Regions from separate parts of the Homo sapiens genome. Here region 1 is linked to region 2. Evidence: chromatin contacts called from ENCODE Hi-C or POLR2A ChIA-PET data. All regions are on one chromosome and are shown on one strand. Each heading gives the region's core, a stretch centred on a gene start or an enhancer-like site at or near the end of the contact. The rest is flanking DNA. Distances are from core to core; before and after follow the strand shown.

Evidence for each region. Hi-C counts contacts between places; a loop is a spot of excess contacts on that map. ChIA-PET counts read pairs that join two places held with the same protein, here RNA polymerase II (POLR2A). Pooled maps may share reads with other maps.
Region 1: a pooled map shows a loop between it and region 2 (9-fold over the local background). The contact joins two enhancer-like sites. A Hi-C loop is called at or near these places in 5 of 50 pooled maps. POLR2A ChIA-PET finds 5 or more read pairs at or near these places in 2 of 52 experiments (GM10248 and activated T-cell).

Annotation. Positions count from the first base shown.
Region 1 is chrX:66,073,024-66,079,008 of GRCh38, forward strand. It overlaps the pseudogene EIF4BP9. Among named protein-coding and RNA genes, the nearest start is that of VSIG4, 36 kb to the left of the region's middle. Within about 2 kb of position 2,053, at least 8 of the 41 ENCODE cell types and tissues checked have a DNase peak (open chromatin) inside an H3K27ac peak, as active enhancers do.
Region 2 is chrX:65,704,138-65,711,001 of GRCh38, forward strand. The region is part of intron 1 of MSN (moesin); the gene reads left to right. Among named protein-coding and RNA genes, the nearest start is that of MSN, 40 kb to the left of the region's middle. RefSeq lists a silencer at 18-190 and an enhancer at 2,449-2,508. Within about 2 kb of position 2,319, at least 20 of the 41 ENCODE cell types and tissues checked have a DNase peak (open chromatin) inside an H3K27ac peak, as active enhancers do.

The DNA.
Region 1 (5,985 bases), core at 803-3,302, 370 kb after region 2:
ATGGGAGAAGGGCTTGTAAACAAAGATCAAGATGTCTTTTCTCTGGTGATACTGTCTACCAAGCTGATCCCTACAAAAATTCACATAAAAGCAGGCAAGTTTAGCTACTGTGTTGCAAGAGAAACCAGGAACTTGTTAAATAGTTCTCTCCATTACCATTTATTCTCTCAAGGGAAGCTTAAAAAAAAAAAAAGAAAAAGAAAAAGAAAGAACAACACATTAGTCTGACCACCTCATAAATCCAACAAGCATTGGTGTGGCATTTCAGTGGAGAAGAAAACTTGGGGGAAAAAACCCCATCAAGGTTGTAAGAAAGGCTCCCAATTTAACTGTCCCTGTCCCTATTTATCCACCTTTATTCACCACCCAAGACCATCCATTATTCTAGAGCACTCTGATCTATAAAAGGGGTCAAAGCATCAGGAGCAGGCAGGGTGTGAGAACCAAAAGGCAAGAAACTGATTTGCTTGAGAAAAGCAGAGATTCTTCCTTTCACAGCTCTCCATGGCTGAGAGAGAGAATGCCCAAGAGATCATCTCTGTGACTTAGAGACTGCTTTTTGGGAGGTTAAGAGTCGCATGAAGAACTTAAGATGATGACAAGAGCCTAAATTTTTAAAGTTTCAAGGTTTCAACAGAACGTAGATATATTTGAACTTTCAAAAAGCAGAGTGTTTAGAAAGGGAAAACCAGGACACACAAAACATTGGGAATTACTATGACTCCCAAGTGCTTCTGGCTCCAGGAAATAACCATTCATGTGTTTGCTGGAGGTCACACAATTTTTCCCTATTACCTGGTGCAAAATGACTCATCACCTCCCAAAAGCTTCTTTTCAAACCACGATTTTCCCATTTATTTTGGTCGAATGCAGTCCTATTCGTTATGGCCTATAGACTCACTCCCAACTCCTGGGTGGTAAAAAAAAAAAAAAAAAAAAAAAAAAAAATGAGGGAATTCCCCCTAGGCTGGCCTCCAAAGTCAGGATTAAATAGGAGGAGCTGCTGGCAGCCTGCTGGAGACTAAAACAACTTGAGGCTAAATCTACCTTTCCAAGAGTGGAAAATTTATTCAGATAATGTTTGAGAATTCATATATGCCACAATAGGATAGAAACGAAACAGTAGAAATCTCACACTTTCCCTTATACCTCCCTCCTCTACTGCCCAATCAGACTCCAAATGTTATATCACTGTCTTTACCATTTCTGCTAAATTGAGGCCCCTAGGCACTAATCACACTGGCAACTGCATGGTGACATAATGCACCACAACTTTTCCACTAAAAATCTCTAGTCTCTTTCTCTCTGGCTATATTGGTGATTCTCCAGTTACTTCAGTACTTTAAAGGCTGCAGCAGCATGAATAAGAATTTCCTTTAAAAAAAATTAGGTAAGAAAGGTCTCCAGGAGATGGTGAGTTTTATTTTGTCTTGTCTGGATAGAGGTTTGATTTGCTCTCGAATGTTCCAGGGTGGAGAGAAACTAGGAGAAAGCACAGGATGTTGAGGTCTCTGTGGCTTAATCTTCTCCCTCATTTTCATCTTCACCATCAATGGAGAGAGCAGCATACTTCCTTGCAGAACTGAACTTGGAAGCTGGATTTTCCTCAGGTTTCTTTGGCTCAGGTGCAGATCTGGAGTCTTTATCCTTTTTGTCATCTTTCCTATCTGACTCCTTCCAGTGGTCTTTGTTCCCTCCCTCTCCTGGACCATGGCTAGAGTTCCCAGTTTGGCCTTTTGGGATATTCATCCCATCTCCTTCATTTTCGTCTTTCCTTGCTAGTCCTTACTCAGATGGTTGAGCTGGAGCTACTTTACCCCACCAATTGTAGGGGATTGCTGCTCTGTGTCTGAGCTCTGAGATTGAGCAGGAGGGTTAGAACTTCACTTCACCCAACCATTCTCCTTTGGTGGAGGGGCTGGCATTACCTTTAGGGACTGATCAGGTTTGGGAGGTTTAGAAGTTGGAGAGTGACAGTCTTCCTCCTTATTGAGTGTTTCATTTTCTAGTGACTTCTCACTCACTCTCCTTCGTGCATTTCTGCCGGATGTGGCGGAGGTCCCAGTCTGCAATGACTCACTTCCTGTCCTCAACTGTTCCCGTTCCTGAGTTTCTTCACTTTGTCAGCTTGGGTGTCTCTCCCGAGGCCGTCGTTCTAGTTTTGGCTCATCCAGCTGAAGCTGCAACTTCTCGTGTTCCTTCTGTAGCTGTTCTTCTACTTCTCTTTCTCTAGCAGCTGTGTCAACGGGCTTTGCCCCTCCAAAGACAGAAGCATCTCTACTGGACTGGGAGGTACTAGCAGTGGAATCATCTCCTTAGGAGCACTCCGAGGCTTTAGATTCAGTTTGGGTCTTTGGGAGGGACCTCTATCATCACCCATATAATCATCCCGAGAGTAATCATCTCTGGAGCTCCATGACCGATCATCCTGTCTGTCTTATTGGTCTTCATAGCCAGTCCCGCCTCCTCTATAGTCATCATCCCTGTGGCACCCACTGCCAAATGCCCTTCTGCCACTGCCTATCCGGGAATCATAGCGTCTATCATAGTCTCTGCTGCCTTGGTCATCATAGCGATCCCGGCTGCCACATCAATCCATATCCCAGTGTGGGCCATCCCAATACCCATCCTGATACCCATCGTGATACCGGTCTGAATCATAACTATCTCGATACTTGTCTCCAAAGCTATCATCACTTCTTAGTCATCAAAGCTGTCTGTGGCAGGACGAGCCCTCCAGTCTGTATCTGTTTTGTCAGAATCCCGATTTCTATCATGGCCAAAAGAACGATCCTCCCTGTCTTTCCCCTGTGCTTGATCAGCAACGTCCACTTGAATTTTCCTGTTACCTAGAGACTCTTCATTGAGACTCATGGAACTGAGCAGGAAATCTAGGTCCTCAATTTCAGCATAATCAAAACCTTTCAACCTCTCTGGATTGCTGGGTTTACGTGACAAACGCACTGCACTGATATTTAATCCTCGAAAGAGTTCCTTAATTGACTCTTCTGTCATATCATAGGATAGGTTCCCTAGAAAAGCAGTGTAGGGTGGTGATTTGGGAAGACGGTCGATATTGGGTTCCCGAGCAGCCCGTGGAGCAGTGGGAAGGATGGAACGGTCAATTGGAGGCACCCTATACACTTCATCATCATTACTGTGCCAAGTTGTTGAAACATCTCCTTCCAGGTCATCTGTTTCATCAGCCCAGGGTACTGGTTTGGAAACATAGGTGCTTCCTCCACCAATCCTCCCATCCTCAGCCAGAAAGTATGTTAGGGAGAGTCTTCTCCTTCTTCTTCTTTTTTGCTGAGGCCACCATGTTGGGAGAGGGAAAGAGTTTTGGGTGTGTTTCTCAGGAAGCTTTTCTCACTGGGGTTGGGCAATAAATGAGGGTCAGTAGCAGGGAATAACACAAATATAAAATGATAAAGCATGTAAACAGACAAATGTAAGCACTGCTGATGAAGGTGAAATTCAGGCAGACTCCCTTCCTCCACATGGTACTCAAGGTTTTCATGGGTAGAGATTTGCTGACAATAGTGACTTTGTGGCTCCAATTTAGTAGTATTTCTGCTGAAGCACCCACAACCTCCTAGTTTCGGGAAATGAAGACTTTTTTTTTCTTCCTATAGTTTTGTGCCAAGCAAGAGGTTTCACCCTACTTACAGAGTTAATTTCAGATATAAGATGGGGAGGGGGGGATTTTACACTACCAATGCCTGGCTTTCATTTTTAGAAGATCGCAAAAGAACAAATACCAAATATATTGTCAAAGAGTGCATCTGTGGTATATGAGAACCAATGATAATACGTGGGAGTGCAAGTACAGGGAAAATGTTTCCTTAATTATGTTTTGTTCCCCTCACTATAATATTATATTATACTTTGGACTAAGAAGAACCCTTCCCTTCCCTTTTTCTCTTCCCTTCCCTTTTTCCCTTCCTTCCCTTCCCTTCTTTCCTTCCCTTCTTCCCTTTCCTTCCCTTCTTCCCTTCCCTTCCCTTCTTCCCTTCCCTTCCCTTCCCTTCTTCCCTTCCCTTCCCTTCTTCCCTTCCCTTCCCTTCTTCCCTTCCCTTCTTCCCTTCCCTTCTTCCCTTCCCTCCCCTTCTTTTCCCTTCTTCCCTTCCCTCCCCTCCTTCCCTTCCATTCTTCCCTTCCCTTCCCTCCTTCCCTTCCCTCCTTCCCCTCCCTCCTTCCCTTCCCTCCTTCCCTCCCCTCCTTCCCTTCCCTCCTTCCCTTCTCTCCTTCTCTCCCCTCCCCTCCCCTCCCCTTCCCTTCCCTTCCCAATAGGGTCTCACTCTGTCATCCAGGCTGGAGTGCAGTGGCACAATCACAGCTCACTGCAGCCTTTACCTCCCTGGGCTCAAGCAATCCTCCCACCTCAGCCTCCTGGGTAGCTGGGACTACACATGCACACCACCATGACCAGCTAATTTTTGTGTTTTTAGTAGAGACAGCATTTTGTTATGCTCAGGCTGGTCTCAAACTCCTGAACTCAAGCAATCCTCCTGCCTTGGCCTCCCAAACTGCTGGGATAACAGGCATGAGCTACTGCACCTGGCCACAAGTAATTTTCTAACCTCAGAAGAATATGCCTGAAAATATACAGATTTCTTCAGAAACACAAATCATACATCAGACCTAAGACCCGGTATAAGATATTGATCATAATTTAGTTTTCTCCTAAAAAATGTCTGATTGGTTAAGGTTTCAAAGTAAACATTGAATCAATATTCAAATGTACAATCAGGGATGTATGATAGAATTATGCTACTTCTCAGCTAGATTTGAGGTTCACTAGCTATATACTTGGATTTCCAAATCCCAATCACCATCGTAAATAGTGTTTCTTGGTTTATCAGAAAGGAAAGTGAAAGAGTGTGCAGAGGTACCCTTCAAAGTCTCTGCAAGCTTCTGTTGATATATTCCTGCCTTTCTTCCACTCTATCCAAAGTGATTTCCAGATTATGAAAAAAATTACAAAGTAAGCATTCTCTTTAAAAACATGTGGAGAACCCCCTAGTTTAAAGAAGAAAGAGATTTTGTACCTGTTCATTATAACATTACATTGAGTATCTGGTTTGTCTTCAATCAAGATTGGAGCATTGACATGGAAAGGAGAAAACACCAACTCCAAAGAAATATTTATAGTTGCCTCTCCAAATAATTCCTGGATCATTAGTTCTTGGAAATCTGGTACCACTAAATCCAAACCAATGGCCAGTGAATCTTCACTCATAGGTACATCCTGAATTGATATTTTGGGGTATTTCCTGAGAAATAATCAACACAGGAAAATATTAATCCTACATGTTGCAAGAGCTCAAATTATATGGGCTGTAGCATATCTATTAGTTACATAATATCAACAGATGATTTGCAGTGTTTAGGTCAACTAACGAATAGTGTGCCCACAAATTCTCCTTTCATTTTATTTGAATATTATATAATACAACATCCAAACATTCTCACAGGACAACAATTCTATCACTTCAATTTAATGAAAAAAAAAGACATCACACCTGGAATAGCTATTACAAAAGAGACAGACAAGTGTTGGTGAGGATGTGAAAAAAATAGGAACCCCTATACGTTGCTGAAATAAATAAATGTGAAATGGTATATCCACTTTGGAAAATAGTTTAGCTATTTCTTAAAAAGTTAAGCATAATGTTTTCCACTCAATTCCAATTACTTCCAGCAATTCCATTTTTGGTATCTATGCAAAATAATTGCAAACACATTTCCACATAAAGATTTTCCTGTGAATGTTCATAGCAGCATCATTTATAATAGCAAAGAATTGGAAAATAACAGAAGTGTCCATTAACTGATTAATGTGTTAAGTGAAATGTAGTATATCTATATAATGAAATATTATTCAGCAATACAAAGAGTTGAAGTAATGATCTATGCCACAGCATAGATGAAAACACTATGCTATGTGAAATACGCCAGACACAAAAGACCACTTGTATTATT
Region 2 (6,864 bases), core at 1,069-3,568:
TACTTCCTGTAAAACTTGCTGGCAGGAAGCTGGGTCAAGCAGGAAAGTGACGCTAAAGAGTGAAGCCCAGCTAGGTGTGGCCCCGGATAGGGGCTTTGCCCATCTGGAGACTTACTTTATTAATGATGGGTCTGCACTTCTTTTATTTCAGCAGCTTTGAAGTTTTATGGGAGTTGAAGGAATCTGTTGTTCTTGGCTGCCTGGATATGAACCCATTACTCAAATTCCCTTCCTCTTTCTCTGCTCTGTGCCCTCCTCAATCCCCAGCTTGAGTCTTGGCTATGCCTATTACTGGGGGCCTTCCCAACCAGTTGCTATTCAAGTTTTTCCAAAGAAAACAGTTCTGGAAACAGGGCTCTCTGAGTTCTCCTTCCATGGTGTTATAAAATATTTAGTCTCCCTAGAATGGGTGGTGGTGATTGTCTCAGATCCTGAAAGTTAGGCCTGCCCTCTGTTGAAAGCTAAACTTCCAAGCAGTGCCAGCTTGGAGTTTTTCACGGAAACAAATTGATCCAGCCTCCTCCACATAGTTTTTTTTTTAGATCAATAATAGTATGCTTGAAGTATCTACTGTTTTCTAAATGTCAGGCTGGCACTATGGCTTACTAAATAGGCTAGTGGATCAAAAGCCAGGTTTTTTTTTTTTTTTTGAGATGGAGTCTTGCTCCGTCACCCAGGCTGGAGTGCAGTGGCGCAATCTTGGCTCACTGCAATCTCCGCTTCCCGGGTTCAAGCAATTTTCCTGTCTCAGCCGCCCTAGTAGCTGGGACAACAGGCACACAACACCATGCCTGGCTAATTTTTTGTATTTTTAGGAGAAACAGGATGTCACCATATTGGTCAGGCTGGTCTCGAACTCCTGACCTCAGGTGATCCTCCCACCTTGGCCTCCCAAAGTGCTGGGATTACAAGTGTGAGCCACCGCGCCCAGCCTCAAAAGCCAGGTTTTTAGCCCCTCCTCCCACACTGCCTAGCAGCTGTGTGGCTCTGGGCCAGTGCCTACCTTTCTTTGGACCTCAGTTTCCCCAGCTGTATGTTGCAAGGTTCGAATCGAGTGATCTCTGACGTCTTTTTCAGGTCTGACAGTTTGGGATTCTGGACTGTTTATTTTCTTAGAGGACAAGTTGAAGTTCAGAAGGGAGAAGCCATATGAGATTCTAGGATGCATGGGTTGAAATAATGAGAAAATGTAAAAAGAGGAATGGCCATGCTAAGGAGCTGGTGTGTCAGCCCATGTGCCTAAGAAGGAGAGATGAGTTGGGGCTGGAGAGTATTTGCCCTGGGGGTATGGTTTGGCTAAGGTGATTTTGAAAGTAAGAACTGAAGTTAGGTTCAGACACTAAGCAGATGGTTTTCTTCCTGACTTTCACGTGTGGAGAGAAAAACAAGAGGGGTTTACCTGGGCCTGAGGTTGAACAAAAGGCCATGCAATTACGGCTGGATTAACGAAGAAACTAACTTGCTAAAGTGACATCACTGTTTCTGATTTTTTTCTTTCAATTTTCACCTCTGACCTGAACTCTGCTCCCACAGGGACAAGGTGGTTATATTTCCATTGCTAACCCTCACACATATGGTAATTGGAGGAGTAACTCTCAGTTTCCAGTGTGCCCTTGTCTTCCAGTTGAAATGCTTCTTGAGGAGCTTCGGATGACAGGGCTGGGTCAAAACAAATGAAAGGGGACCCTTGTCTCTGACGCCCTCTGGAGCAGTTGGAGTGGTTGAAGAAATACTGCTAACCCATTAAGGTGTGAGTGAGGTTGGGTGTTGTTCTCCTTTCTAGAAGCTACTGGGAAAAGGCACAGGCATAGGAAAGGTTAACCCCAGTCAGGTTTTATGGGCTGTATTGAGAGTCTGGAAGAGGTCCTAGCAGATAACTGTACCAGTTACCACTTCCAAGTCAACAGGGAAGAGGCTGACTTGCTGAGAAGTGAGTTAGTCAGTGAAGGAAGAGGAGGAGGAGCAGAATGGCCCCTAGGCTAAAGATTCAAAGCAAACCTTGTTTTCCCTCTTATGGAAAAAAGCTAGTTGAGACAGTGCTGTCATCCAGAGAGGCAAAACAGACCAGGACCTGCCCTGCCCTGCCTTGGCCCCACTCTTAGTAGCAGGAAATGGTGGGAACTGGAGCCTAAACAATGGAGTTTAGCTTCCGACCTGATGAAGGCAGTGTGAGTGACGCTGTGATGACTATTCTCTGGCCAAGGAAGATACTAGAACTCTGGGATTGCGTTGGTAGGGCACATCCTTCTTCTGGCTCCCCTGCCCCACTTATACTTGCCTTCTTCTCTACACCAGCAGCCCCACTGAAAGCCCAGCAGGGGTGGCCCCCTGGGGAGGTGGCAGGTGGAAATGAGGTCATTGAGCTCAGACCCAACTGGGCTGACTCACAACCTCTGCCCCAGTGAGACAAGGGGACCTTCCCAAGCAGTGCTTCCCAGATGTGCCCAGGCTTCCTATGCCAGAATGTTTGAGTCTTAGCCAAAATAGTTGCCAAGCCAGTGTCTGAAGACAACATGACAGGAGAGGTGGGTGGAGTTGTGGAAGGAGCTCCAGGAATGTCCAGAAGACCCGCCTCCACTACTTGTTGGCTGAGTAAATGTGACCTCAGTGATGTTAAGTGAGACTGTGTGTGATGAGGCCGACACATTGTTGGCATTCAGTAAGTGTTCATTTCCATCCTTCTGTCACCTGCCTCTATGCACTTCAGTTTTCTCATCTATGAAGTGGGGATGGTAATGTTCATCCCCTCAGCTCGGAGGTCCATGCTCCAGGCAAGTTACTTGTAATTATTTGACTTACTCTCTGCTTTTCTCTCTGACTCTTCCAAACTTCTCTCCAGGAAAGAGCCATCTTATAGTTCAGTGACATGGGGTAGGTGAGGGGAAACCATTGCTAATCCCTTTTGCTGTAGCTGGGCTACAGCTCACCTGGGTGCTTCTGATGATAGGCAAAGAGAGGGTTGCTTATTTGAAACTGGCAGGCCCAGACACCAAAGTACCTCTCAGCTGCTGGTGCCAAGACAGAGGTAGCATCTGGCCTGGTTACTTTTGTGTCTCAGCCCAGCTAACTGGAGACATGAGAGAGAACCCAGTTTGTTGAAGGCTTTGGACAGTGTACCACCGAGATGAGTTTGTTTGTGCTTAGTGAAGTGCTTGGTGTGGGAAGCGTCTATGTTGAATTGCTCAGTAAATAACAGTGGGCTTATTGTTCTTGGGCAACAGGTGGGAGGGCCAGTGCATGTGAGAGGATGACACTCCTCCTTCCCCAAACACACATGCAGACATTTTGTTATTGTTCCTTCAAACCTTAATGTTCTTCTGAGACACAGTCTTTAACCTCATGCTGTGCCTAGATCCTCAGGGCCTGGCTTAGGCAGGGATCTAGGCATATAAACAGTTCTCTTCTGGGGACTACATCTTGAAATGCTACCCCATCCGGGTCAGCTCCTGTATTCCTGTCAAACTGAAGGACTGGCTGGGAATTTTCTGCCAACTTTGGAAACTTCATTTTTAGGTTCTTTCCTCCCAAACAAGACCACTGTCTTCTCTTTAGGGAGAGAGCAGCGTCTAGGCCCGAAAAGAAGACCATGGGTGCCTACTAAGGGTGAGCATCCAGTGGGCCCTCTGTGGCAGTGGGTCTGGGCCTGCAGCCCATCTTGCACTCTTGAATCCCTGATTAATCTAAGAGAGAACAAAGGGACCTTCTTTGATCAGGACTTCTATCCTATCTATCACTTTCAGGCCCCAGCTGTTACTACCCTTACTCCCTGCTACCTCTGACACGTACACAGAAAACAGGAGAGCATAGACCAATGGCCTTGTCCTCATGACTTAGTTTTTTTCTAATTTTTAATTTTAAAATTTTTATTATTTTTTAACTTGATTTTTTTTTTTAAATAGAGATGGTCTTGCTATATTGCCCAGGATGATCTCTAGCTTCTGGCTTCAAGCTGTCCTCCCACCTTGGTCTCCCAAAGTGTTGGGATTTACAGGTGTGAGCTGCTGTACCCAGCCTAATTTTGATTTTTTTAACCTGACACATCATAATAAATGCATACATAAATTGTACATATTTATGGGGTACATAGCAGTGTTTTGATATATACAATATATAGTGATCAGATCAGAGTAATTAGCATACTCACCATCTCAAACATTTATCATTTCTTTTTGTGAGACAGGGTCTCACTATGTTGCCCAGGCTGGAGTGCAGTGGCATGATCTTGGCTCACTGCAACCTCTGCCTCCCAGGTTTAAGCGATTCTCCTGCTTCAGCCTCCCGAGTAGCTGGGATTACAGGTGTGTGCCACCATGCCCAGCTAATTTTTGTATTTTTAGTAGAGATGGGGTTTTGCCATGTTGGCCAAGCTGGTCTTGAACTCCTGACCTCAGGTGATCCGCCCACATTGGCCTCTCAAAGTGCGGGGATTACAGGTGTGAGCCACCGTGCTTGGCGGGGTGTTTAACTTTCTGTGCCTGGCTTATTTCACTTAACATAATGTCCTTCAGGCTCATCCATGTTGCTGCAAATGACAGGATTTTTATTTATTTATTTATTTATTTTGAGACGGAGTCTTGCTCTGTTGCCCAGGCTGGAGTGCAGTGGCATGATCTTGGCTCACTGCAACCTCCGCCTCTCGGGTTCAAGAGATTCTCCTGCCTCAGCCTCCTGAGTAGCTGGGATTACAGGCACACGCCATCACACCTGGCTAATTTTTGTAGTTTTAGTAGAGACGGGGTTTTGCTGTGTTGGCCAGGCTGGTCTTGAACTCCTGACTTCAGGTGATCTGCCCATCTCAGCCACCCAAAGTGTTGGGATTACAGGCATGAGCCACTGTGCCTGGCCAGGATTTCATTTTTTATGGCTGAATAATATTCCATTATGTATATATGCCACATTTTCCTTATCCATTCATCTGGTTTTGGACACTTGGGTTGATTCCATATCTTGGCTATTGTGATGTAGTGATGCAGTAAACACGAGGGTGCAGATATCTCTTGGATATACTGATTTTTTTTCCTTTGGATAAATAAATGGCTAGTAGTGGGATTGCTGGATCATATGGTAGTCCTATTTTTAGTTTTCTGAGAAACCTCCATACTGTTGTCCACAGTGGTTGTACTGGTTTACAGTGCTGCTAACAGGACTCACATTTGCTTCTGAGTTAAGTGGAGACAGGAATGGGAATTCTTTTGTGTTTGTTTTTCTTTCCAACTTTTTAAAAACCCAAAATTATTTATCTCCACATTGAAGTTCAGGAAACCTCAGGCTGCTATCCCTGGGGAAGAAGCCATAGTGGAATGGCAGAAACCCTGAGTAGAGATTCAGAAAAAACAGGTTCTGGTTGGGTTTCAGCTCACACCTTCTGATTTTAGTAGAGCCCTTTTACCAGGGTGATCCTCTACGAGGGAGGAAGCATGGCCAACCCTAGCCTCTCTGACATGCTTATTCATCACTCAGGATGGGCCCTTCTTTACCAATTGATTTATTTAATAAATATTTGTTTAACGAATATTTGATTACGTACTTTGGGCCAGCACTGGGCTTCACCCTTGATCAGTGCCCTGAAGACGCTGGATTGGCATGACCTACAATTGACATGATCTGTTCGAGACACTGGCTTGCTTCCTTTGAAAATTATTTCCAATATTGTGAATTAAAGGGAACTCCTAGGCTTTAGGATATGTCCCTGGAATCCCACCCCCCCTTAGTTTCCTTCCTGGGTGTTTTCTTCCAAAAAGCCTGGTTCTGATTGTGCCCCACCCTGCCCAGAACCTCTAGACTGGCTGGCCACTGCCAACAGGATTAAGGCCCAACCTTCTAGCATAGCCTTCAATGCCCTCCACTTATCTTCCTAGACTCTGCCCTCTCTTCACTTTGCAGGCCTCATTCACCCTGGAGTAGGACTGACTTCTAAAGGGACCATCTGCATCCTTGCCTCCTTCTGGGCCATCATACATGTTGTTTTCTCTACCTGGGACATTTGAGTGCTCTTGTGCCTACCCTCACAGTCTTTCTTTTCCACAATCCAGCTTATTCTTTGGAAATCAGTGCAAACACTACTTTGAACTGTGGTTCCTAATTTCCACGAAAGGTTTTCTCTGTTCTTCTATTATGGCACTTTTCAGGGTCTCCCTTGTACATTTTAGTTTTTGTGTTTTTCAGTAAGTGCCTTGAGATCAGGGACCGGTTCTACTGGTCTGTTCCAACCATAGTTCCTTAAACATTGTGTTCCATTAATATTGGGTGAATTGAAATGAATTTATAGGAAGCTCCTTAACCTGGGGTCCTCAGACCTCTATGGGGTCCATGGACAGAATTTGAAGTGGGAAGGATATATGAACTTGGATGGAGGAAAATTACTTATTTGTTTTTTACCAACCTCTCCTTTGTAATTTAGCCATTTGTTCAATTATAATGTAGGCAAATAAAAATAAAAATAAAAATAAAATAAAGGCAGCAATAATAGCAGTACCCATGACCTTGTTACCAACTCTTAGGCTGTGGAGTGTTTTCCTGGATTCTACCCTTTTTTTAAGGTTTCTTAATAATAGAAGTTTATACAGAAACTATCTAATGTACTTTTTTTTTTAGATGAAGTCTTGCTCTGTCACCCAGGCTGGAGTGCAGTGACGTGATCTCGGCTCACTGCAGCCTCTGCCTCCTGGGTTCAAGCGATTCTCCTGCCTCAGCCTCCAGAGTAGCTGGGACTACAGGCGTGCACCACCATGCCTGGCTAATTTTTGTATTATTATTATTTTTTTGAGATGGAGTTTTGCTCTTTTTGCCCAGGCTGGAGTGCAGTGACGTGATCTTGGCTCACTGCAGCCTCTGCCTCCTGGGTTCAAGCGATTCTCCTGCCTC